3 separate regions of the Mus musculus genome follow, and regions 2 and 3 are each linked to region 1. The links are chromatin loops, found by intact Hi-C in ENCODE. Cell type or tissue: heart. All regions are shown on one strand.

Region 1 (8,000 bases):
TTTGGCAGATGCCTATAATCCCTGCACTTGGGAAGCAGAGAGTGGAGGGTTGCCAAATTTTAGGTCACCTGGACTACATACATAGACTCAGTTCAAAGAAAAACCAAACCAACCAAACAAAACTTCAAGATATAATTAAAGTACATTTATTGAAATTAAAAAAAAACTACACAGAAATATACTTAAGGTAAATATTTAGAATTAAGTATGATAGATATCTCACGAAACTTGGTAGTTTCTCATCAACAACAAAACTTATCTATTCTGATTTTTGAACAATAAATATGTGAAAATAAAATACATAAAAGCTATATGAAAGCAAGCTGCCTGCGCCTGTGAATACAGAAGCCTTTACTTTGCAAACACTTACTAAGCCTGAGGGGTAGCCTTTGCTTACGCTGTCAAGGGCCTGGGTTTGACCTCCGCACCACAGCAGGCCCTTAGACCCACATTTACCAAGTCTTCCCTGGACGTAAAGTACGAGGTCAAAGGTGTGAGAAAATGATCTGCCTAGGTCACGGGAGGCAATGCTAAATCAGTTATGCAGAATTTTCATACTACGTGATTGAGGCCACCAAGATGGCTTAAAAGGTAAAGGCTCTTGCGGCCAAGTTTGACAATCTCGACTTGATCCCTGGGACACACAGGGTGAAGACAACCAACTGTCATAAGTTGTCCTCTGACTTCTATGCACAAATGCATGTGTTTTCACACTGGTAGTCAAGCAAACAAATAAACAAATGAAATACACTTAGTCATGTTAATAGTTTAATACATTAAAAAAAGATGTGACACATAAGAACAGTCATAAAATGTACTCCTATGTAAGCAGAATTTAAGATGTTACTGTAATCAGCCTGCCATGGTGGCACACACCTTTAATCCCAGCACTTGGGAGGCACAGGCAGTCGGATTTCTGAGTTGGAAGCCAACCTGGCCTACAGAGTGAGTTCCAGAATAGTTAGGACTACACAGAAAAACCCTGTCTTGAGGAAAAACAATGTTGCTGAGACATAACATAGAAAAGGGGATCTGTCAGCACCCAGTGGAAACGGCCTTAAATTAGGTTCCTACTGTTGTACTAATTCTATCTTCCCTCCCTAAAAGATGATGTTTCTAGATTGTATCCCAAATGTATTGTCTACATACAATATTTATCATGTACTGATGTCTCCGAAATAACACACTTCATTTCGAATTTGTATCACATGTAACATTTCTGCAAAAGTATGATGTATGCCTTAGGTAAAATGTTCTTAACACAGCCTTTAACTACGACTTTTGCTTCTCCTCTTTATGCTCAATGGAAGATCTCAAGCTGCTAATCTTATTTTTATTACAAAGCTTATTTCAGGCACAAGGAATTGTAAAAGATTTAAAACTTTTTTATGCACATGTGTCCCTATGAATGTATACCGTGTGTGTGAGGGTGACTGTAGTGACAGCTGGGAAAAGAGAAGGAATCAAGCCAGGTAGTGCGAGACTTTAATCCCAGCACTTGGGAGGCAGAGGCAGGCGGATTTCTGAGTTTGAGGCAAGCCTGGTCTACAGAGTGAGTTCCAGGATAGCCAAGGCTACACAGAGAAACCCTGTCTCGAAAAACAAACAAACAAACAAACAAAAGAGAGAGAGAGAAGGAATCAGACTCAGCTAAAGGGATTTCTTAATCCGGAAGCTGATTAAATACGTGTGCTCTGAAAACCCATCGAGACAAACGCCTATAGTACATCTATTTCCTGTCTGGATGAGTCTTTAAATATATCTATGTTTTACTACTAGAAGATTGCTGCTGGACTCTCGGGTCTTCTGAAATCTTGGATACATCACTAGAAATCTCAGTTTCCGTCTTTCATCTATGACAGCACAGGTCTGAATGAGAATTAAACCCACATATTTAATAAAAAGTGTGTCTAAAATTGCTTTTGGAGTATTTGAACTAAAGCAGTGAACAACAACAACGACTGTGCTCACACAGACTCTAGCCAACTCAAGGGCTACTAGGGGGAGGGGCTGAAATATACAACATCCTACTGTCATCGATGTTGCAGAAAGGAAGGGAAATGGAGCAGTTATGGTGTCAAGGGAGGCTTCACTAAAACTGTGAAATTAAAACTAAAAAAAAAACTAAAGTAGGTAAGGGAGTCAATGTGGGAAGAGGGAGCATACTCTAGCTTGAGAAATTGCGTAATTTACTGCACCTGAAAATACACGAATGCTAATCAGCGCTAGCTCTGATTTAAACAAACAAACAAACAAAAACATTATACTATGGGGACTTAAATGATAGTTTGAAGCCCAGCGGTTGTGGTGCACATCTTTAATTTCAGCACTCTGGAGGCAGAGGCAGGCGGACCTTTGTTGAGTTTGAGGCCAGTCTTGTTTGCGAAGCAAGTTCCAGGACAGCCAGCTCTACACAGGGAAACACTATCTCGAAAACATCAAAAAAGGAAGGGATGTTTAAAAAAAAAAAAAAAAGCAACAGCTTGACTCCAAGTGCTAGGGCTTCTTGAGATGTACTTTTCAATTTTGGTAGTTCCAAATTGGAGCTAGTGAACTTCTGTGACTACAGTACAAGGATAAAACTGGGGACTGACGAGATGGCTCAGAGGTTAAGTTTGGCTGCCCTTCTAGAGGACCAGGTTCAATTCCCAGCAACCACTAGCCCCCCCAACCATCTTTTATGATTCAACACCCTGTTCTGGCCTCGGAGGGCACCAGGTACGCACTACACATTTAAAAAAAAAAATAATAAGGGCTGGTGAGATGGCTCAGTGGGTAAGAGCACCCGACTGCTCTTCCGAAGGTCAGGAGTTCAAATCCCAGCAACCACATGGTGGCTCACAACCATCCGATCACGATATCTGACTCCCTCTTCTGGAGTGTCTGAAGACAGCTACAGTGTACTTACATATAATAAATAAATAAATCTTAAAAAAAAAATAATAATAATAAGGTGGAAAAACCACACAGATTTCTAAAAGGTAAAAACTGCCCTTAATTACACAGGATTTCTCAAGAGCTTAGGGGGAAAGTCCTGGGCGTCCACAAAAACCAAGTACCTTTTGCTTTCCTGGCCTGGCCAGTAGTTTTATTTTCCATATAACATATCTCAACCAATTGTGCATCCGCTAGCAACAGGAGAGACAGAAACAGACTAACAAATCAGTCGCCCTCCATAATGGATGAAGCAACACGTCCGTGACCCGGCAGACGGGGCCCGGAGGCCGGGGAGTGCTCGTCTGGAACCCGCTGTCAGTAGCAGCTACGAGGTCAGCAGTGGCAGACCAGCAAGACCGCGGCACGCACAGGGCGCCTGGCTGGTTCTGCTAGTGTCCGCCGGGGAGTAAGAGAGGAACCGGCAACACGGTACCACATCCCACCACCTCAGACACCCTCATACCCGCAGAAGGAACCCGCGGATCTCCCAGCTTACAAAAGCTCCATAAGCACCTTCCGCCCTCTAAGCAGTTCCGGTGGCGTCTCAGCTAAAATTCTCCTGCTGTCAATTTCCGCCCATCTGCCTAGGAACGGAAAGACGTCACGGAACTGCTGTGCGGCGCTTGCGCTCCACTCGGCCTTCTTAAAGGACTACCCTTTCCCGTCCTGGGCTGAACGAGGCAGGCTCGTGGACCAGTGACATCCAGAAATTAAGAGTTTTTTGAGACCCGGGAGGTCGCGGACCGGTGCTCCGCGGCTGTCATCATGGTAAGGAGGCCTCCTCGGACGCGGGCGACGAAGGGCCTGGGGTTAGCGTGGTTGGGCTGTCGGGGAGAGAGGACCGTGGTAGGCGGAACTGAGATGCCTTGGCGTGAGATGCAGCTTCTGGACCCGGAACACAAATCTTGGGATGAGACAAGAGTTCACTATAAAAGTCCTGATCTTGCTACCGTGGCGTCAGTGCCAACCTAATGGAATGCAGTTGAGACTTGTGATAATAACTTTATAGTCGCATCACACCGTTTTAATGCTCAGTATACTATATTCTTTGCAAAAAGCCAAACAGCGAATGAGTTGCGGAACAAAACATTCTCTTTATATATGAATTACCAGACCTGCCATTCTCATTATACTGGATGTTTCTCTTCAAAGTGGAATGCCATAAACCTTCTTTGTAGTTGCTGCAAAGTTTATGTGATAGCAGTTGAAAACAACACCCATAAGGGTTTTGTTACCTAGTTTTAATCTCTGAGCTGGGTTTTGTGCCTGTTTGTTTATTAGGTTGGTTGGTTTTGAGGGTTCAAATCTAACTAGATGCTGACTACAGTTTCATTGTTAACAATGAAACAATTTAAAACACAAATGGGATCCCATATAGTACTGACAACATGCAAAATAATACACCAACTTTGGAAGATAACACAGCAGTAGACAGTTTCCAAGCAAAGGTCTGAATTCATCTATATTTATTACAACTTTATTCCTAATCACCAATGGAAAAAAATGAACAGTCCAGATATACATCATATGGTAAATGGATAAAGAAATGAGTTTATATCCACACACTGGGATATGGCCAAGTGCTATAAAGTACTTAAGAGCTGGTAGACATAAATGGATATATTCTAGTTAAAAAAAGCCAGATGCAAAAGGATGTGTGTCCTGTAGATTCTACTCACTGGGCAGAGTAAACCATACAAATATAAGGTTGAAGATGGGAAAAGAAGACCTTAGAGTAGCACAAAGGAACATTCTGGGGTGGAAAAATCAATATGCCATCTTGAATATAATGGATACAGAAATTTATGATTGGGCAGGAATTACAACTACACACCCACAACTAAAATTGGCAAATCTTGTTTTATGTAAATTGTGTTTTAGAAAAATAACATTCTTTTTTTTTTTTTTTTTTTTTGGTTTTTCGAGACAGGGTTTCTCTTTTAGCTCTGGCTGTCCTGGAACTCACTCTGTAGACCAGGCTGGCCTCGAACTCAGAAATCCGCCTGCCTCTGCCTCCCGAGTGCTGGGATTAAAGGCGTGCGCCACCACGTCCGATTGAAAAATAACATTCTTTTTGGTTTTTCGAGACAGGGTTTCTCTGTGTAGCCCTGGCTGTCCTGGAACTCACTCTGTAGACCAGGCTGGCCTCCAACTCAGAAATCCGCCTGCCTCTGCCTCCCAAGTGCTGGGATTAAAGGTGTGTGCCACCACTGCCCGGCAAAATAACATTTTCTAATTTAAAAAGACCTGAAAGTAATTTACCTTATTATCTAAAGTAAAAAAAAAAGCATTAAATCCTGTAGTAATCTTATGTTTTTAGTAGATTTTGAATAAATACCTTCATTAAATAGTAGCTTTCCCTGAGAGTCATGCAGGTGTAAGCACATGAATACTGTCCAAGATAAAAATATATTTCACTTCATCATATTAAAGTCTTCGAATAGGGCTGGAAAGATGGCTCAGCGGTAAGAGCACTGACTGCTCCTCTGAAGGTCCTGAGTTCAAATGTCAGCAACCGCATGGTGGCTCACGACCACCTGTAATGAGATCTGATGCCTTCTTCTGATGCTTATGTATAATAATGAATAAATCTTTGGGCCAGAGCGAGCAGGGACTGAGCGAGTGGGGCTGACCCAGAGCAAGTAGAGGTCCTAAAAATTCAATTCCCAACAACCACCTGAAGGCTCACGACCATCTGTACTGCTACAGTGTATTCACATACATAAAACAAATAAATAAATCCTTTAAAAAAATCTTAAAATAATCGTGTCAATACTTGAAAAAATTAAAGTAACATTTCTTGAATTATTACAGCCACAAAATGAATATATTGAATTGCACCGCAAACGATACGGATATCGTTTGGACTACCATGAGAAAAAGAGAAAGAAAGAAGGTCGGGAGGCCCATGAACGTTCAAAGAAGGCAAAAAAAATGATTGGCCTGAAGGCTAAGCTCTACCATAAACAGCGCCATGCCGAGAAAATACAAATGAAAAAGACGTAAGTGGGCCCATCTACATAGCATACTCGGGTAATAATTACTGTGCACATTCTGAACCTCTGGGCTTTCTCGTAGTATTAAGATGCATGAGAAGAGAAACACCAAGCAGAAGGATGATGAGAAGACGCCGCAGGGAGCAGTCCCTGCCTATCTGCTGGACAGAGAGGGCCAGTCGAGAGCAAAAGTCCTTTCTAACATGATTAAGCAGAAACGGAAAGAAAAGGCGGTAAGTAATTTTTTCACGAGAGAAATATCTAAATTTGAGGGTCACGATTTGCCTCCAGTTTAATTTGAAACATTAAGGGCAACTATTAGTTCCATTATTGGGATACTGAAAGTCTTAGAATGTTTTTGTGAATCTTTTTATTTCTATTTTGATGAGGATTTAAGACTTGCTTATTTTTATGTGTGTTTGCCTATGTGTATTTATGACAGCACACGGTGCCAACAAAGGCTAGAAGAGGATGTCTGTTCCCCTGGAACTGAAATTATTTGCTAATGAGCTACTGTGTGGGAGTTGGGACCTGAACACAAGTGGTCTAAAGAACAGCAAGTGCTCTTAGCAGCTATCTCCAGCCTAATTTTGTAAATTTAGTTTGATAGAAACTTGCTGTCTTATCGCCAAGGTTGGTGTATCCTGGTGGAAAGAATTTTAGAATTTAAGTGTGAACAGAATCTCTCAGAGGGAGCGGTGGATAGAGCTCAGTTGACGGACGTCAGCCCACCTAGCTGTAGCTCCAGCACGGGGGCTCGGGAGGCAGGAGCATCACAAGTCTAAGGTCATTCTTGGCTACATAGCAAGTTTGAGGCCAACTTGGTCTCCATGAGTCCTTGTAAGCCATTAGAGTGTCATACATCTCTCATTTAAGAATTAATTAAAAACAAGTTCAGTACTTAATGACTTACATTTGAAAATCTTAATGCTGTGCTATTATAGAGAAAAACACAACTTTTTTTGGCCTTGCAGTGTCAAATTTGGTTCCAGTAGAATTTTACACACCCTTTTACAATTATTGTCAAAACTAACTAAAATTCTGCCCCGATACAGAAAGACCTCATAAATATTATTTTTAACTTCCTGTGAGTAGAATTAAGAAATCTAATTGGAAAATACACAGTATTAAAATCTTTTTTCAATTTGTAAATATCCTAATTATAATGGTCTGACTACTACTGAAGACACTAGTGGATATCTACTCAGTGAATATGTTGAATTAGTCTGATTGCAGATAAGAGACTAGGGTCCCGGGGGGTTATAAATCATTATTGGTGGCAATGGATTGTGAAGTGGTGGTACATCCTAGAACCCATGTCTTAGTAATATTAGTCCAGAAGTCTTTCTACTGCCTTACACTGCTATAGCCTTAGGGGTTTTGTTTTTGTTTTATGTGTCTGTTTATTCTGGGGCGCTACAAAGCATATGATGTTACTAGCAGTCTTAAAGTCTGTTTTAGGGAAAAATACAAAGAGATGAAGTGGAATGAGTTCTGCTTGTAACTATATGTGCTTGTGACAAGTCACTGCCTTATGGTGTAGATTTTTGGTCTGTAACAAGGTATGAAGAGATCCTAGGTCAACCAAACCATTTATTTAAGGCGCCCACGACATCCAGACTTAGCTGGGTTTTGCCAATTATGGCAAATTATGAAGGCACAGCACGGACTTCTCCAAAACAGCTGAACTACAAACGTGTGTTGAATGGTTATGGGAAAGTGAATCTTTTTTTTATTTTTTATGACCAAAAAACACTTGACTTATTCTTTTTTTTTTTTTTTTTAACATTATCAACCTACACTTTTAGGGAAAATGGGAGGTCCCTCTACCCAAAGTTCGTGCCCAAGGAGAAACAGAAGTATTGAAAGTTATTCGGACAGGAAAAAGGAAAAAGAAGGCATGGAAGAGAATGGTTACTAAAGTCTGTTTTGTTGGCGATGGCTTTACAAGAAAACCACCGAAATATGAAAGGTTCATTAGGCCCATGGTAAGTCTCTATAGGAGTGCAATGACCTAATGTTAGCCCCTTGTAAAGCTGGATAAAGTATATTACAGTTCCCTGAAAT
Region 2 (8,000 bases), 69 kb before region 1:
TTCTTTCACGAGTCAGCCTTAGCCTTTCACCTGTATCTGCTTCAGCCAAAGATTCTTTCACGAGTCAGCCTTAGCCTTTCACCTGTATGTGCTGCAGGAAAACACTCCTTCACGTGTTTGCCCCAGCAGAACGCCATCTAACACAACTGAGTCTCCAAAGAACCCTTAAGTTTCCACTTCACACTTGGAAATGGGCAAATTACTGATGCATCAGAATAGTCTGTATACGGAAATGCTACTCAGTACACAAACCAGAGTGTGCTCCTGAGACATGGGACAGAGTGGACAGGTCCCAAGTATGCCCAGTGAAAGAGCCAGACCCCAAGTGAGGACACGCTGTATGGTTATATTTCTATACAATTCTAGAAGATGCCCCCTAACCTACGGTTGTTTGGATGGAAGGGGTGGGAGTGGTGGGGGCAGAAAGCACACAGAACGATGGGAGGCAGAGACAGATAAGAGTCTGAAGATGGAGAGTTGGTACTGTGCCTGAACAAGTATCTTAGCTCCATCCCCAGTGCCCTGTGAAAGGGCAGGCATGAGAGCATGCATTTTATAAACCCAGCACTGGGAAGGCAGAAACAGGAGGAACTTGGGGGGTGCGGGGGGATTCCTGGTTAGCCAGTCAAGCCAGTACATGAACTCCACATTCAGTGGGACTGTTTCAAGAAATAAAAGTGTGTGTGTGTGTGTGTGTGTGTGTGTGTGTGTGTGTGTGTGTGTGTGTAACAGGCCTGATAGCTCATACCTGTAAGCCTAAACCTTAGGAAGTGGAGGTAAGATGGTCAGGAGTCATCCACAGACAACCCTGTCTCAGAGACAACCAAAAATATAAGGTGGAGAACAATTGAGGAAGACATCCGGCTTCCACACACATGCACATACATGCACATATACCACACACATATACATTGGTGGGGTTTTGTTTTGTTTTGGGTTTTTTTTTAAAGATTTATTTACTTATGATATGTAAGTACATTGTAGCTGTCTTCAGACACTCCAGAAGAGGGCATCAGATTCCATCACGGATGGTTGTGAGCCACCATGTGGTTGCTGGGATTTGAACTCCGGACCTTCGGAAGAGCAGTCGGATACTCTTACCCACTGAGCCATCTCACCAGCCCCTTGTTTTTGTTTTTAAAAGACGAGTCTGAAGAAAAATTTGGCCAGGCAGTGGTGGCACATGCCTTTACTCCCAGCACTTAGGAGGCAGAGGCAGGCAGATTTCTGAGTTCGAGGCCAGCCTGGTCTACAGAGTAAGTTCCAGGACAGTCAGGGTTACACAGAGAAACCCCATCTTTAAAAAAAAAAAAAGAAAAGAAAAGAAGAAAGAGAGAGAGAGAGAGAGAGAGAGAGAGAGAGAGACAGAAAGAAAGAAAGAAAGAAAGAAAGAAAGAAAGAAAGAAAGAAAGAAAGAAAGAAAAGCTTGGGTGTGGGTATGCCCATTAACCTATTTGACTATTCAAACATAGCCACACAGTGTACTTCAAATAGAAGTAGTTTGTTGTGTGACAACTACACTCAGTAAAAACGTATTTAAAGCAAAACTACGACATAAAACTCCAAAATGTCTCTGCCTCACCCCTGCTGGTTCTTATCTGTTAGACCTGGGCCAGAATTCAAACCTGGTAATATTTTCACAGTTACCATGGTGAGCCTGGCAGGGTGAGCTTCCATAAATGAAGTCCTTCTCGGCCCATCTCCATCTTTCTTCTGACAGTTATTTCTCTGCTGGTGAAATGAGCCACTTCAGGCCAGATTAGATTAGATTTAAGCAGGTTTATTAGGAAGCTGCTCTTAGGAGATTTCACTGGTCCCAAGGCCAGGGAAGTCACCATAGGCAGACAGAGGGGAGGTCTGGGGAAGAGAATGACAGAAAGAATGCAGAGAGAAGAGAGGGAAAGAAAAAGGCTGAAATGTCTGGATTATATAAGGAAGAGTCTCTGTGGGAAGCCCAGCCTCTGTGCTAGAAACTTCAGGGTTGCAGGCAGGCTACACCAGGTAGGAACCGCGGGATGCTGGGAGAACCTGGAGGCCAGGTCTGAAATCAAACACCTTCTAAAAAGGAATCCTTGGTGCCTGCGAGGAAATAGTTTCTTGTTCTCACAGAGTCCTCTTGGTAGAAAACAGGAAGTGGTAACTCTTTCTTGTAGGCTCTGCCTGCTTCTTTGACACACGCTGGGACTCTAGCTGGTGAGAGGTTTCTGTCCTGTCTAGGCTCCGCCCTCTCCCGGTGTAGGTAACGCTGGCTCTCAGGTGCTATCTAGTTCCAGCCTCCTCTAGACTCCTGATGGGGTGAATGGTCACAGGCACTCAGGACAGGCATCTTTGGCATTGCCACAGTCTGTGGCACTTACTATTGTGCTTGTCTTATTTACTTTCCTGTGGCTGGGATAAAATGCGCTTTGTCTGGCAATTGTAGGGTCAGCCTGTTAGATCCCAAAGAAACCCCAGAGAAGTCTCACTCAGGGCCCGAGGCTCCTCCCAGCACTTCTTACCCCACCCTCCACCCTCCACTCTCTCCTGGGTTTCTCTTCCTCCAGTTTCTGGTCCCTATATAACAGCTATTTTGGCTACATGTTCTCTTGGTCTCCTGGCTCCTGGTTGGCTCTGCTTCTGCGTCTCTCTTGGTCCACTCGCCCCCTACCCCTGCTCTCATTTCCACCTCTTGATTTCTCTCCCTTTTTCTCTCATGGCCCAGTTCAATCTGGAGCCTTGAAGTGCTCCTGGCTGTTTTCTCCCTCCTGGCTACTGTAAAACCTCCTCAACCGTACCCAGGAGCGGTCATGGCCCCACCCAAAGTCAAGGACTTAGGAGCTTGAAGGCACAGGTCACAGTGTATCAAAAGAGAACAAAGAGGCTCCAGTTCTGTGTGCTTCCTATTTTCATGCAGTCCAGGAGACTTTCCTGTGGATCTTAACACCTCAATGCATTTAATCCAGATAATCCGCCACAGGCTTGGCCAGAGTCTAACCTAGTCAAGATAACTGTTGGCACAAACCCAAAGCTCTCATCTTGAAGGGAATAAGAGTTTATTCTGGAGTCATTTTGAGTGATCATGGCCCCGGGAACACAGAATTAGGTTACCCCAAATTCCATGTACCATTGTGGAAGCAGTCACCACACTGGTGAGTACATCAAAGAGGCAGGCATTGCAAGATGGAGGACGCTTTTCTAGAGGCCCAAGATGCCGTCTGAGTTTTGGGTTGGTGGAGGTGAATCTGCTAAGCTAATAGATTCCCAAAGGTTTTTGGTCAGTTAGTCACAAGGTGTTAGTTCTGACCCAGAGGTGAGTGACCAATGTCTGTTCTGGAAGATCAGAACTAGCCCAAGATAAGGTCTCTTTGGACCACAACATCCCAGTCTCTCCACAGTACTGAAATCCTAGCCAGTCAGTCAGTTCACGCAATCCCTCAGAAGTGCATCTGGAGGCTTGCCTATGAGATCATTTCAGACCCTATCAAGGTAAGGGGCTGCTTTAGTTTGTTTTCTGCTACTGAGATGACAGGCTAACGAAATCCAACTTGAAGAGAAAAGGATTTAATTTTAGACTAGACTTTTGTGTTTCAGTTCTCTGTTGAGGAAAGTCGGAGCAGGAACGGAACCAAAATCACAGAGACCATAGAGGAACACGACTTACTCTTCTCTGGTTCTCTCTTTGTCTCTGTCTGTCTGCATGTCTGTCTGCCTGTCTCTGTCTATCTTTATCTCTCTTCTGTTTGTCTCTGTCTCTCTTTGCCTTTCTCCTCCCTCTCTTCCCCCCTCCCTCAGTCCCTCCCTCCCTCCCCTCTAACTTTCTATTCAGCCTAGGACCACTTGCCTAGGAATGGTACCACCCACAGTGGTCTTGGACCTCCCTCACAAGTCTATTGAAGACAATCCCTTACAGACAGGACTACAGGTCAATCTCACTGAGGCAACTAACTCTTCAATTGAGGTCCCCCCACCCCACCCCCCAGGTGACTCTGACTGTGACACGTTGGCAATAAGACCTACCAGAATAGTATTCTTTCTCAGAGTGAACCAGTTGTGCAGCTCCCTTGACTAGCCAGCGTGCTGTCAACAAAAGAAAGCTGTTTCTCTTCCAAGCTCTTCTGGAGTCTCCAGCTTTCTTGTTCTGCATACACACACACACACACACACACACACACAGAGTCTTCTTGTCCCCAATGCCCACTGAACCTCAGCCTTCAACCTGGGCCTTCCCAGGCTAATGAGATGTGACCCTTAAGCCTCTGCACCAGATCCAGCCTCACGCTTGCAGACACCCCACCTCTGGTACAATGGATCTTGCTGAAGGCCTCCAGCAAGAACAGAATTGAGGGTTCCTAACCTTAAAATTCAACTCTAAACCTAAGAGTGTCATTCTGCCCAAGAATACAGACTTGGACCTCTTTGTAGACCTCTTGTGTCGGACAGGGACGATAGGTGTGCTGGAGTGATAGCTACCCTGTGGCTCCATTTCTATTTACCTGATGTTCTATTACAATCCCTTGTCTGTTGACACCCTCAGTTAAGTCCTTTTGCAGTTACAGGTCTGATTCCCCAGTTCAGCTTCCTCCTTAGAGTCATACTTAGGCTGTGAGGGTGAGAAAGGGGCAAAGAGGAACATTTTCAGGAGAGACGGCAGAAATCAGTCACCAACATGACCTCTGTCCCCAGTCTGGAGGTTTTAGTTTGAGAAGCTTTCAAAGTTCAATGTGTGTTTTGAGGCTTGTTTGCATTGTTGTTTTGCTTACTTGGTTCTTGGGGACCGAGGTTTCATTTTGCAGCATCTCGGTCTAGGTAGGCTCTGATCAAATATCCGAGTTGCACATAAACGCGCCTCTCAATAGATCAAAGTGGAGTGTTGGCAAACATGAGAGCAGATTTCCACCAGAGGGTGCTGCGGAGCAGAAACAAAAGTGGGAATGGTTTTGTGTCTAGTTTTTAAAAACTGAGGGAACGCTTGGCAATCGCCAGGGTAGTTTTAACTCTAAACCCTTTCTTTGCCCTGAGGGAGATGACCCGGTTTAGCAAACCTGTGTCAGAAAGAGCTAATTGGGTTTCATAACTGCAGACAGGATTCACAAATATTTCCAGATCTCTATGGCTGTGCCTTGACACAGCTTTTCCTCACAGGCAGAAAGCTAGCAACCGCCCCGCCTAGTTCCTTGCTGTCTAGTTATCTCAGTTTATTGGTTCACTCAATCGACACCCACTTTGCTTTCCCATCGGCACGGAAGCGTGGAACTACATTTCCCAGGCTCCTTTGCTGCTAGGGTGTTAAGGTGTCCATCCCCTGTGATTCCGTGAATCTTGAACTCAGAAGACAGAGACAAAATAGAGTTTCCCTTCTGTGGGTCCAGATTGGAACCAGGCTGACGTAATCCGAGTCAATTTCTTCAGCCCTAGTGAGGATTCTATGAGCCACTCAGTTCCCCACAGTGAATTTGTTTCTAAAATAGCTATAGTAAATTCTGTCTTCTGTAACTAAGCCATGGATGCTGATACATTAGGCATTTGGCAAGATCTCCAAATTCCACTCTGTCTTTCCCTCTTTAAGGTCAACCGACCACAAACATTGCCTCAATTGAATTAAAGAAAAATGGTTATTTTGACATTTGCTAAACTAACAGGAAGACTTTATTCGGGACTACCCAAAAAATAAAAGTGGGTCACTCAATCGCCACCCACCTCGCTTTCCCATCGGCGCAGAAGCATGGAATTACAATTCCCAGGCTCAAGTGTCAAGTGTCAAGGTTACTGCAATAGAAGAAAAAGACTGGCACAAAAATAGCTAGGATACCAGATACCGGAAGGGAGACAGAGATGAAAAATGACCGAGTCCCTCAAGGACTCTTCAGAAGCCAACTTAAAAACCCGGTGGAAGGCAGACCAAGGTGACCAGAGACCAAAGTTTGGGAAAAGGAACCGGTATCAAGCATGAGGACTCTGCTCATCAGACTTGCCAGAATTCTTGGTATCTGACCGAATTTCTATTCAGATCCAGGTAGAATAGGGACCACAGCTGAGGTCAAGTCCATAAGGCATACTGGAACCTCACAGAACTTTGGCTAAGGAAGGAGTCTTCTTAAGTACGTGTTGTTTCTAATAAAATCTCAATCATGTGACTTTACCAATCTCGACTAGGGAGCTGGATGCTGTGGTAAAAGCCTGAGAGAGGCTCAGAGGCAGAGAAAGCGCCCAGTTGATCTTCCTCCACAGCTGACATCCCAAAAAGAAGGCTCTCCTCCACAGCATCTCAAAACCCCTTCAAACTGAATGTCCCTCCCTTCCACTTCCTGTGAGTCTTTCTATCGGCCCGCCCTCCTGAATTCCTCTTCCTCGATGGCTTTTTCCTGTGTTCATTCCCTGTCAACTGGTTACTGGTTTCGCCTTTTGACCTATGGTATGATTGACCCGAATCCTGTTTACAACAGACAGCAAGCTCTTGGACTAAAGGTGTGTACTAGGGCTGAGCCACACAACTAAAAACAGGTTTTTCCAGTAAATAACACCATCTTGGGGATTCGCAGTATGATCAGATACCCTGCACAAGTGTGTACATGTCAACTGCTCAGCACAGAACAGCAATAGCCTCTACTTCTCTCAGTGGCCTCTGCTCCTTGACTTCCCTGTTTTGGTGACAACACGGGTCAGGCTGTGAGGGAGCAAAAAGCTCAGTGGATGCAGGCCAGAGGCCAGGGCACCAAGGACAAAGCACTAAAGAAGGAGAAAAGGGAGGTGGAAGAGACCAGCGAACACCAAGATGGGCCACACTGTGGAGAGGATCAGGATTCTGTGTTTTATCCTAGGTCCTGGGAGGCAGCATCCACTGACGCACATTAAACACGGAACTAAAAGGATCTCCTCATTTGCATTTTACAGACCACCTTAGCGACTGTATTTCTGTCAGAGATGGATGGGTTGGCCTGGTAGGGCAAGCAGCAAAACACAGACCAACACCTAAGACCCCACTGCGCTAACCTGGGGTTCTAGGGAGAAACAATAGGTAGTGTGGCTTGAAAGAGGAGTGCCCCTTGTAAGCTCAAGTATTTGAACACTTGACCCCAAATTGGTGGTGTTTTGGGGAGACCTGGGTGGTGTGGCCTTGCTGGAGGAAGTATGTCACCAGAGGCGTGCTGCTTCAGGAGTTCAAAGCCTCTTCCACTTCCCTTTCATCCCCTCTGCTTTGTGATTGTCATTGGAAATATGACCTCGCAGCTTCCTGCTCTGACCCCTTGCTACCATGCCTTGCTCCTCAATCCTACTCAGCCAACTCTCCCTCGGAACCATAGACCACGATAAACTGCCCTGGAAGCTGTCTTGGACAGTCATGATGTTGTATCATAGCAACAAAAAAAAGTATCACCCTGGGGAAGAAGAGAACCCATCTCAATCACAGCTTTTACAGAAACAATGGAAGTCCTAAAGATGTTTAATGAACGTGAGAAAGACTCAAGTAAAATAGCCTGGAAGACTTGGGCGTCAACTTGGGTGTCAATTTTGGCAACGGGTTTATCGTCAGAACACATCACTGGTACATGGACTCCCACAAGTCACCAACTTGGCTGTCTCTTCTTGAAGTGTGGTGGGAGCCACAAAAGAACCACTGAGAATCCTGAGGAGGCTGAGATGGTATGAGGGTATGAGCACCTTCAAGTATGCCTGGACCTCTGGTGTGAGCATGGTCTCCCTGATGACACCTCCCTGTGGAAACTTGAGACTCACAAATACTATGTGATAATCAGTAATGTTCCAGGACAGAGACGTTATTAAAAGCAGCATCCTCATAGACACATGCTTTTAGGGCTACGCATGATGTCCTGATTGTTGGTGCTGGCAATTCTGAAGCTGGTATCTTCAGTGATAGCAGGCCTGTGAGCATGTCCTTGTGCGTCACACCAGATATTAAATCAATGATAATATTGACAAAATTCATTCCACTGGGCCACCTCACAGCCAGAAGAAATGTAAGCAAGCACCATTTACATTAAAACAAAACAAAGAAAAAAACC
Region 3 (8,000 bases), 740 kb after region 1:
CACATGCGGTGGTTCTGCAGAGACAGCTCAGCGGTTAAGAGCACCGCTCTTCTAGAGGACCTGGGTGCAATCCCTAACACTCACATGGTGGCTGGCATCTACAACACTAGTCATAAGAGATCCGATACCCTCTCCTGGCCTCCCAGGCACTGAAAGCATGTGATGCACTGTTGTACACCGAGGCTAAACATCCCTACATGTAAAAAAAAAAAAAAAAACAAAAAAAAAAACCTCAAAAGAAATTCAAATAAAAATGGATCAGGTGGAGAAATAGAGTGATAAGGGCTAAGCTGAGGCCGACGGTTGAAAGACTTAGAGTGGGAGTTGAAACCATGAAACGGAAGTTTCCTCCAAACCAAGTTATTGCAGTGCTTGTCTTACAACAACGTGTTAGCTAAGCCCTTTAGTGCTACTGACTGGCAGGAGTCAAAGGACAAGGAATCGCCAGTCATCTAGGAACAGCAAAACCCTCAATAACAAACATGCTTAACTCAGCACAGACGAGGTTAATGGCTGCTGCACAATCCTGCTATAGTTTCTGCTATTATCACAGCGTGACATCCAGGGGAGGATGGTAGATTCTGCTGCCAGAGTATTTTCAGAGTTATAGCTTCAAACAACAGGAAACCATGTCACAGAATTCATATGATTGTCATTTTCCATGGATATAAATGTATAACTACGTGCTTTGGAAAAGTTCATTTTCTCAGTTTTTAGAAGAGTTAAATCATATCACTTTAATCATATTTATTTGATTTCAATGACATGTAAGTCTCTGTTTGGGTATGTGAACATGAGACCAGAGGCTGTGGCCCACTGACATGGTGCTGGGAGCAGAACTCCAGTCCTCTGCAACAGCATTCTTGCTGTTAGCCACTGAACACCTCTCCAGCCTGTTCCATTAAAATATCAGCAAAAATCATGTTTTAATACTGTGTTTTAATAGTGACATTTCTGTAATGCTGATTATTGGTAGGTATTAGCATCACCAAACAAAAAGTTTTATAGATTCATCAGACATATATTGTGGCTGCTATAAAATTAATATATATCAGTAAAGTACATATACAAAAGGTCCTCCCATCCCAGCTTCCCAGACAACTGGGATTCCAGGTGTGTGACCCTCCTAAGCCCCTATGTCCTCACTAGGCTCTAAAGAGACTGCAGCAATGTCAGTCATTGCTATAGGCTATCAGGATGCAGGATGCTCTTTAAAACGCATGAGAATGTGGTGGGACATACAGTATCCTAGCAACTCTGTAAACCTTGCAACTGTAATATTACCTACGTGTGTAGCAAATACGTAATTGTAGGCCCTACTAAAACATACTGAGTACCAAGCCACAGTTTAACAAGACACTGAGGCAGCTCATATATGCATTCAAGATTGAAAGACATAAATCTAAGATTGATCATCCCAGGAATCCAAAGGTTTAGGGTTTTTTTGGGTTGTTGTTGTTTAGGTTTTTGTTTACTAGAAAACATTAAGAAAGAAAGGAAGGAAGGAAGGAAAGGAGGAGGAGGAAGTAAAAGGCAGGCAAACAGAGAGACGAGGCTCAGGTGTCAGAATATAAAGCAACTGCAACTAAGAGCTATAATACCTTAAGACCTGAACTCCAGATATCAAGTATATTCTCCAACTTCTGAAAATTTTCATCAGAGACGAGATGCTCCCCCCCATTTATTTCATGGGCATCTGTCCGAGTAGAAAGAGAGGCTGGCGAGGAAGAGTCACCTAAAACATGTGAGCTGAAAAAGTCCATGACTGGGTGAGATGGCTTCCTGGGTGACCCTACAAGAAAAGCACAGCAATCAAATAGGCGTCAGGTCAGATGGAAGTTGTCTAACTGGCAGAGTAATGTCAAAAGATTATGTTAGAAGTAATGTATAATGTCAACTCTGGAGACCAAGAAAAAAACACAGAGAAATTACTCTTGAGGTATACATACTTCAGCATGGGCATTTGGATATCAGTGCTGTCACTGATTACGGGTTGACAGGCATAGGATGCCTTCTACACCCCTTCCATCTTTCACAAACAACTCCTATGGCAAACACGGATGTGTCATACATCCTGGTCCAGCCCGAACTGAGTGTGATCAGCCACACTGTCACATTCACATTAACAAAATGCCTTTTATATTTCAGGGTTAGCTCTCAACATGAAAATACCTAAGAGGTAGGTATTTTCTCAACCATAAGGAGAACACTGAGGCTCTGAGCATTGATTGACCATGGTGAGGCAGTTGTCTATAGATCACTCTTGTTTATTTTCAATGTTGGTCCTGCCCTTAACATTGCTAGAACTTGACAATATAAAAGGGCTAGTTATTTAGTTTACTAGATATGCTGTTAGCCTCCAACATATAGATGAAAAATCTGTACAGTAATCTATATGCATGTGCACATATACACAACTATCACTTGCCATTACTCAGTGAGGTGCAGAGAGCCAGAGCCAGAAAGACAACTGGCCTCTATCTTTAAAAAGCATAACTAGAAGAGCCAATATTCCATCACAGATTACTGGAATTAGACATCATCCGTTACCATTTCTGGTGAATCCCACCTTAACTATGATGATTCTAATAACCAAGAGTGGTGGCTTGTCTCTTGTTCTTGAAGAATGAAGCAAGGACAGAAGTTCTACAGAACTTGTTACATAAAAGCAAATCTTTCTAGAACTCCTTGCAAGAAGGAAAATTATTCCCTAAATTGTGCATTTGCTATGCAATAAATAGAGTGTGGGATGGTCATACGTGAGATATCACCTACACAGTCTGAAGATAATCAAAGAACCCAAGGAGCAAGGCAGAAAGAGCAAGTGTACTCGTATTCTTTCACTGGGCTCTACTGAGTAGAGAGTCAGAAGGCTCTGCTTCCCTGCTCTGTTTTTCTGAGATAGGGCCTATGTAGTGCAGGTTGGTGTAAACCTGGCTATCCTCTTGTCTTAGCATCCTGGTAGGAATACAAACACATGGCACCTTGTCCAAAAGGCTCTGTGGTTTTATTGCTGAGAAAAAATATACATATTCACCATTTACAAAATAGAGTCATATGACTTAAGGGCTTGAAAGACCATCTGCAAAAATAATATTGCCCAAGATTCTTTCAAGTGAAGAAACAAAGGCAGGCATTTCTTACAAAGTGACTTAAATGGTTCCGCATTAATAATGCCACGCTGTAGAGCAAGGGAAGTGCCCCATTTCCATTGTTTACATTTATACATGTAAAGTAAAAAGCCTGAAGCTGGTTCTAGTAAGCTTCAACCTCCCCTCCTCCCCACCAGCCTCTCTCTGCACATCTCTGACTCAACAGGACTGCAACAATAGAGAGTAGTTAGCAGCCGTATTTCCATTAGTCACCTTTGCCATTGCTCCCTAACTGTAAGAAGGATACATTGCTTTTATGTTATAGTCAGTATCAATGATTAGTTTAAAATAATTTCAAGCTAAAAATGAACATTTTCTCACTTTAAATATATGACACAGGTCATTATATCATTACGTATCTTATCACTATAAGTATATGACATAGAGACATAGATCATTACATTGGTAGATACATACGCCTGAATGCTGGGGAGCAGTACATTGCTTATGAAGGACTTATTAATTGGCTGAACTAACTAATATCTCGCTAAATCTTTATTAAGACATCTTCTTTCTAAAGGCATTGTAAAGGATGTCATGCGCTGTAATTATGATCTTAGCTGCATGATTTTGGAATGTTGTGAATTGTTTTTAATATTATCACTTAAGCTAGCAGCAATAGCATTTTAAAAGTCTGGCTAAGTAATATGGTGACTTATTCTTGCTAATACACTGTAATTCATAAAAAAACTAAGGAAAAGTCATCCTACCTGATTTTGAATGGCTTGAAATATTTAAATCGGATCCTTTTCCCACTTCCAGTTCAGTGTCTCTTACAGGGTTATTTCCTGTCCAAAAAAAAAAAAAAAGAGTTGTTTTTATGTTTTTTTGTTTGTTTGTTTAAAGATTTTATTTATTTAATATATGTGAGTACACTGTAACTGTCTTCAGACACACCAGAGGAGGGCATCAGCTCTCATTACAGATGGTTGTGAGCCTCCATGTGGTTGCTGGGAATTGAACTCAGGACCTCTGGAAGAGCAGTCAGTGCTCTTAACTGTTGAGCCATCTGTTCAGCTCCCCCGCCCCAAGTTTTTAAAATTAAACCTCTTAAAAGAATACATGTGTACGTACTACGTGTACAATGGTTTTATTGCGACATATTCATGTATGCAGATAACATACTAACCCTTTCTTATTCTGTTTTCCTTGCACCTCTGGGTCCTTTTCCATTTAAATAGTACCTCTTCTACTTTTGTGTCTTAAATACATTTAAAAAAAATCTGTATCCCACACACTGGAAGAAGCTGCACTGCCTGTCTTCCCAAGCCTGCTTTGCTCTGCTTCACTTGATGATTCCATGGACGATTACCCACTCATCCACTACAGGGCGACTGGACTGGGTCTATGCTGCAATGAACATGGACGTGCAGGTATTTTATGCCAGCTCTCGTGTCCCTGAGTGTGTGTCTAGGGAGGACAGCTGGGTCACATGGTAGCTCTATATCTATAACATACGTGCATATTTATCTATCCTATGATTAAAGGTGTGCAGCACCACTGCCAGGCTCTACATTGAGTACCTTAATGACAATTCCTTCTGAACAAACTAAAGTGCTGCGGACTGATGAATATAAACAGGCAAGGGCTGGGAAGAGAAGTCCCAGCAAAGTGCTTGCCATGTAAGCTTGAGGATTCGAGTACAGGATTTCCAGAGCCCGGGGAAAGAGATAATCACTATTGTGCTGCTCTGATTTTATGACTTTTCATGAAGTTAAAAGTCAACTGCAGTTTCAATTAAAGTCCAACCGTCAAAAGAGCCGGGAATGGCAGTAAAGCGCAAGGCAGGCCCGCATCACACTGCTTTACACTGTGGACTGAGAAGAGCCCAGTGATGGTCAGGGGCAGTTCCACAGTCAAGCCAGCATCACCAACAGACTCAGGATCTTAAGTGGCATCTTGACAACTGCATATAACCGGGTTGGTGAGGCATACCAGCTAGCGTAGGGAATCTATCCGGTGCCACTTCTCCTCTAAGGTGAGATGGCTGCGAAGCACTGCATTCAACATTTGGATTCACAATAGCATAGCGAAGCAGCTCTTCATACTCCTCCTATGAGAAGCCAAGAACAGCGATGTATTACAGCAGCTATAATGTTGCATTCAAACGTTCATTTTGTTGTGTTAAGAAGTCTATGTAACCACATAATAGTCATATACTTACCACAATACAGGAAAGCTTAGCCCTTTTGCTTAGCTTGAGTCCTTTGAGTGCTCTGGCATGACGTTGACATTTATAATTAAAAATTTAATGGGGAAGTGTTGGTGATTCAATATAACACTTTTTTCTATCTCTTCTTTCTTACATTCTCTATCAATTTAACTAAAGATGATACAAGTGATGCCCCTTCAAGGCAATAAGCCCGAGTTTTAACCTGTTTCCTAGTATTTAGGAAGTGTGGCAGGTGTGTGCAAGCATCTATGTAGTTGTAGCACGGAGCAGTGGTGAGAAGAGGATCAGGAGTTTGAAGCTAGCCTGGGCTGAAGATACAAAGTAAAAGTCTGTGTTTGGAAAAAAATTTATGTAGCTTATCATAATGTTTAGTTTTCATATTGACAGAAGAAATTATAATTCTTTAAAAAGGTTGATATAGTCTTAAATTAAAATTTTTTCTAAATCATACCTGGTTGTTAAAATAAAGGAAAATCCAAATTTTTCAGTTATTAAGAAAAAGGGCAACCTTAACTTGACAGGATACACTGGGATAAGATACAAGGTATTCATTGGTCTGTGTAAACCTAGATGGGAGTTGACCCTAATAAAATAATGTACGGAATTCCAAGTCTCCAGCAGTAGCCTTTGCTAACTGACTATGAGCACCTATTTCTCCTTTTTTATGTAAATGAATAAGCCCCAGGGTTGGACCTGGGCAAATGGTCATCTACTTCTTCCACCGCCCTGCAGCTGAGGCAGTAAGAAAGCACAGCTTGTGGGATTTTAAGATCCCATGTAAATAACACACTCTTTCCTAAGCATTTCTCCTAACTCATCAGTCACAGCCCAGGTTCAAGGTAGGAGATTATGCCAATGCAGTAGTTATGCCAAATGTAGATTATGGCAAGTATAGTGGTCATAACAAGAACCTTACTACACAGAGCATTAGTGAGCCTTGGACCCTAGAATCTCAGATGGCTGACATTCTGTTACTTTTCATTAAGGATGAAAGCATTTGGCAGAGGCAGTTAAATGAGAACATTTCACATAATGTTCCGAAATTCTGAATTTTATTTTTCACTGTGCTAAAGCCTTTGCAGAAAATGCTTTTGAACAGTTCATGCCTATTTTCTGAAAACTTAAAGCAATATACTCCCCAAATTAGTTGAGAGTTGATAATATTGTAAACACGAACACTTCACTGTGAAGGGAATGAGTAAATGAAAAATGCACTTCTGGTTTTGCCATAAATTAATACTTTGTTTAAATTTTGGGGGGAATGTGGCCTCTGTAGCCCTGACTGTCTTGGCTCTCTCTATGTGAAACCTGCTGGCCTTAAACTCAGAGATCTCTCTGCCTCTGCCTCCTGAGTGCTGGGATTAAAGGCTGCACCATTACACAGCGTTTTCTAAGTTTTTAAAGTCACAATAACTTTAGATGTCTTCCTACCTGAAGGTCTGTGGAGACAGAACGGTCAGAGTCATTGTGAGCCACATGAAGTGAACACTTGTCCTCATCAGATGACATTCTGCAAACACTGTAAAACAGCACAAGTTAGCTTCAGTTCTCTCCTAATATTTACACCAAAGCTTTTAAATACATGGAGTGCAACAGTGCTTTAACTTGCAAATATTGTTCGTGTCATTTAAAAGAAATCACCCACTTGACATGTTCAGCAAAAATCCTAGGGCCAAAGAAGGGACTTACTTCAAACATTTGTGTTTCTATAATACCCTAAGAGATGTGCTAAATACACAAAGGACTGAAGAAAACTGCTTCAGAACCATTTCCTGCAGAGTTTCTCAGGAAAGAGCCTGTGGTCACCATTCTTCAGCCTTAGGTGACATCCCAGAGACCAAATACTTTCCTGTGACATTCTGGAGTAAGACAGCCCAAGAGTTTGAGTCAATTCCCTTGCTGAGATACTTACATCTGGGGAATATTACTGTAAGAAAATTAACTTCATACATTACAACATACTGAGACACACACAGAGAAATCATTCCATGTCTTAACTAAAGAAAACTATTGCAATGGGGGTGCGCAAGTTAAAAGGCAAATAGTAACTATTCAAACTCTCTGAACACCAGTAAGTCAGGCAGCATGGCCCCAGTACTGAGACCTGAGAGACAGACTCAAGATAAAAGGAGAGCTGTGTAAGCCAAGGCACAGAGGCATAGCATGTACGTGAAAAAGAATCAGGGTGCTTGGTTAGGCTGAATACAAATCAAATAAGAAGGCATAGTTACAATTATAACCTTTCATATTAAAAGGCTGAATCTTTACATAAGACATTAAATGTCTGAAACAACGGATGTGGCCAACCTTGTTTTTTATTTATTCATATTTACAATGGTGAGGGTTGAATGCACTGCAGCTATGCAAGTCAGGGGCTAGACTCTTACTGCAGAGCTACCTCTCTGAACACTGCGCTTTTCAAAAAATCACATTTTAAAAAAGAAATACTACTCTGGCAGCTTTAGGACAGATTTGGATTCTAAAACTATAGAGTCCAATCGAGAGCCAGCTGTAGGAATCCAAGCAGTAAGGGTTCTTTTAAGTATCAACCTGGGAGACAAAATGAGGTCCTTAAACCAGAATGCAGCCTTGGCAAGGGCTCTGAGGTGTGGCTCTGAGGCAGCTGTGCGACGGTGATGACAATGTGGGCTCATGACCAATGACCACTTAAACAT

Evidence for each region. Peaks named below come from ENCODE experiments on the same cell type or tissue, not always from the same donor. Only the 100,000 strongest peaks of a DNase experiment are listed, where the experiment ranks them.
Region 2: it touches region 1 in a loop (8-fold over the local background); 3 of 42 quality-filtered maps call a loop at or near these places.
Region 3: a loop joins it to region 1, with 4 times the contacts of the local background. A loop is called at or near these places in 3 of 42 quality-filtered maps.

Annotation. Positions count from the first base shown.
Region 1 is chr13:97,133,460-97,141,459 of GRCm38, reverse strand. Nsa2 (NSA2 ribosome biogenesis homolog) reads left to right here and starts at 3,534. Exons shown (of 6, transcript NM_021552.5): 1 at 3,534-3,705; 2 at 5,752-5,939; 3 at 6,016-6,166; 4 at 7,742-7,921. The coding sequence starts at 3,703. Gfm2 (G elongation factor, mitochondrial 2) reads right to left here and starts at 3,523. Exons shown (of 21, transcript NM_177266.5): 1 at 3,401-3,523. In heart, no CTCF peak of the experiment used is centred here; a DNase peak (open chromatin) is centred at 3,549; H3K4me3 peaks cover 2,049 bases; H3K27ac peaks cover 1,257 bases.
Region 2 is chr13:97,202,449-97,210,448 of GRCm38, reverse strand. No RefSeq gene overlaps it. Among named protein-coding and RNA genes, the nearest start is that of Hexb, 8.1 kb to the right of the region's middle. In heart, a CTCF peak has its summit at 4,888 (motif pointing right); a DNase peak (open chromatin) is centred at 5,218; H3K4me3 peaks cover 1,004 bases; H3K27ac peaks cover 622 bases.
Region 3 is chr13:96,390,432-96,398,431 of GRCm38, reverse strand. Poc5 (POC5 centriolar protein) reads right to left here. Exons shown (of 13, transcript NM_026173.3): 3 at 6,757-6,844; 4 at 5,088-5,205; 5 at 3,863-3,940; 6 at 1,602-1,792. The coding sequence starts at 6,834. Among named protein-coding and RNA genes, the nearest start is that of Poc5, 6.1 kb to the right of the region's middle. In heart, no CTCF peak of the experiment used is centred here; no DNase peak of the experiment used is centred here.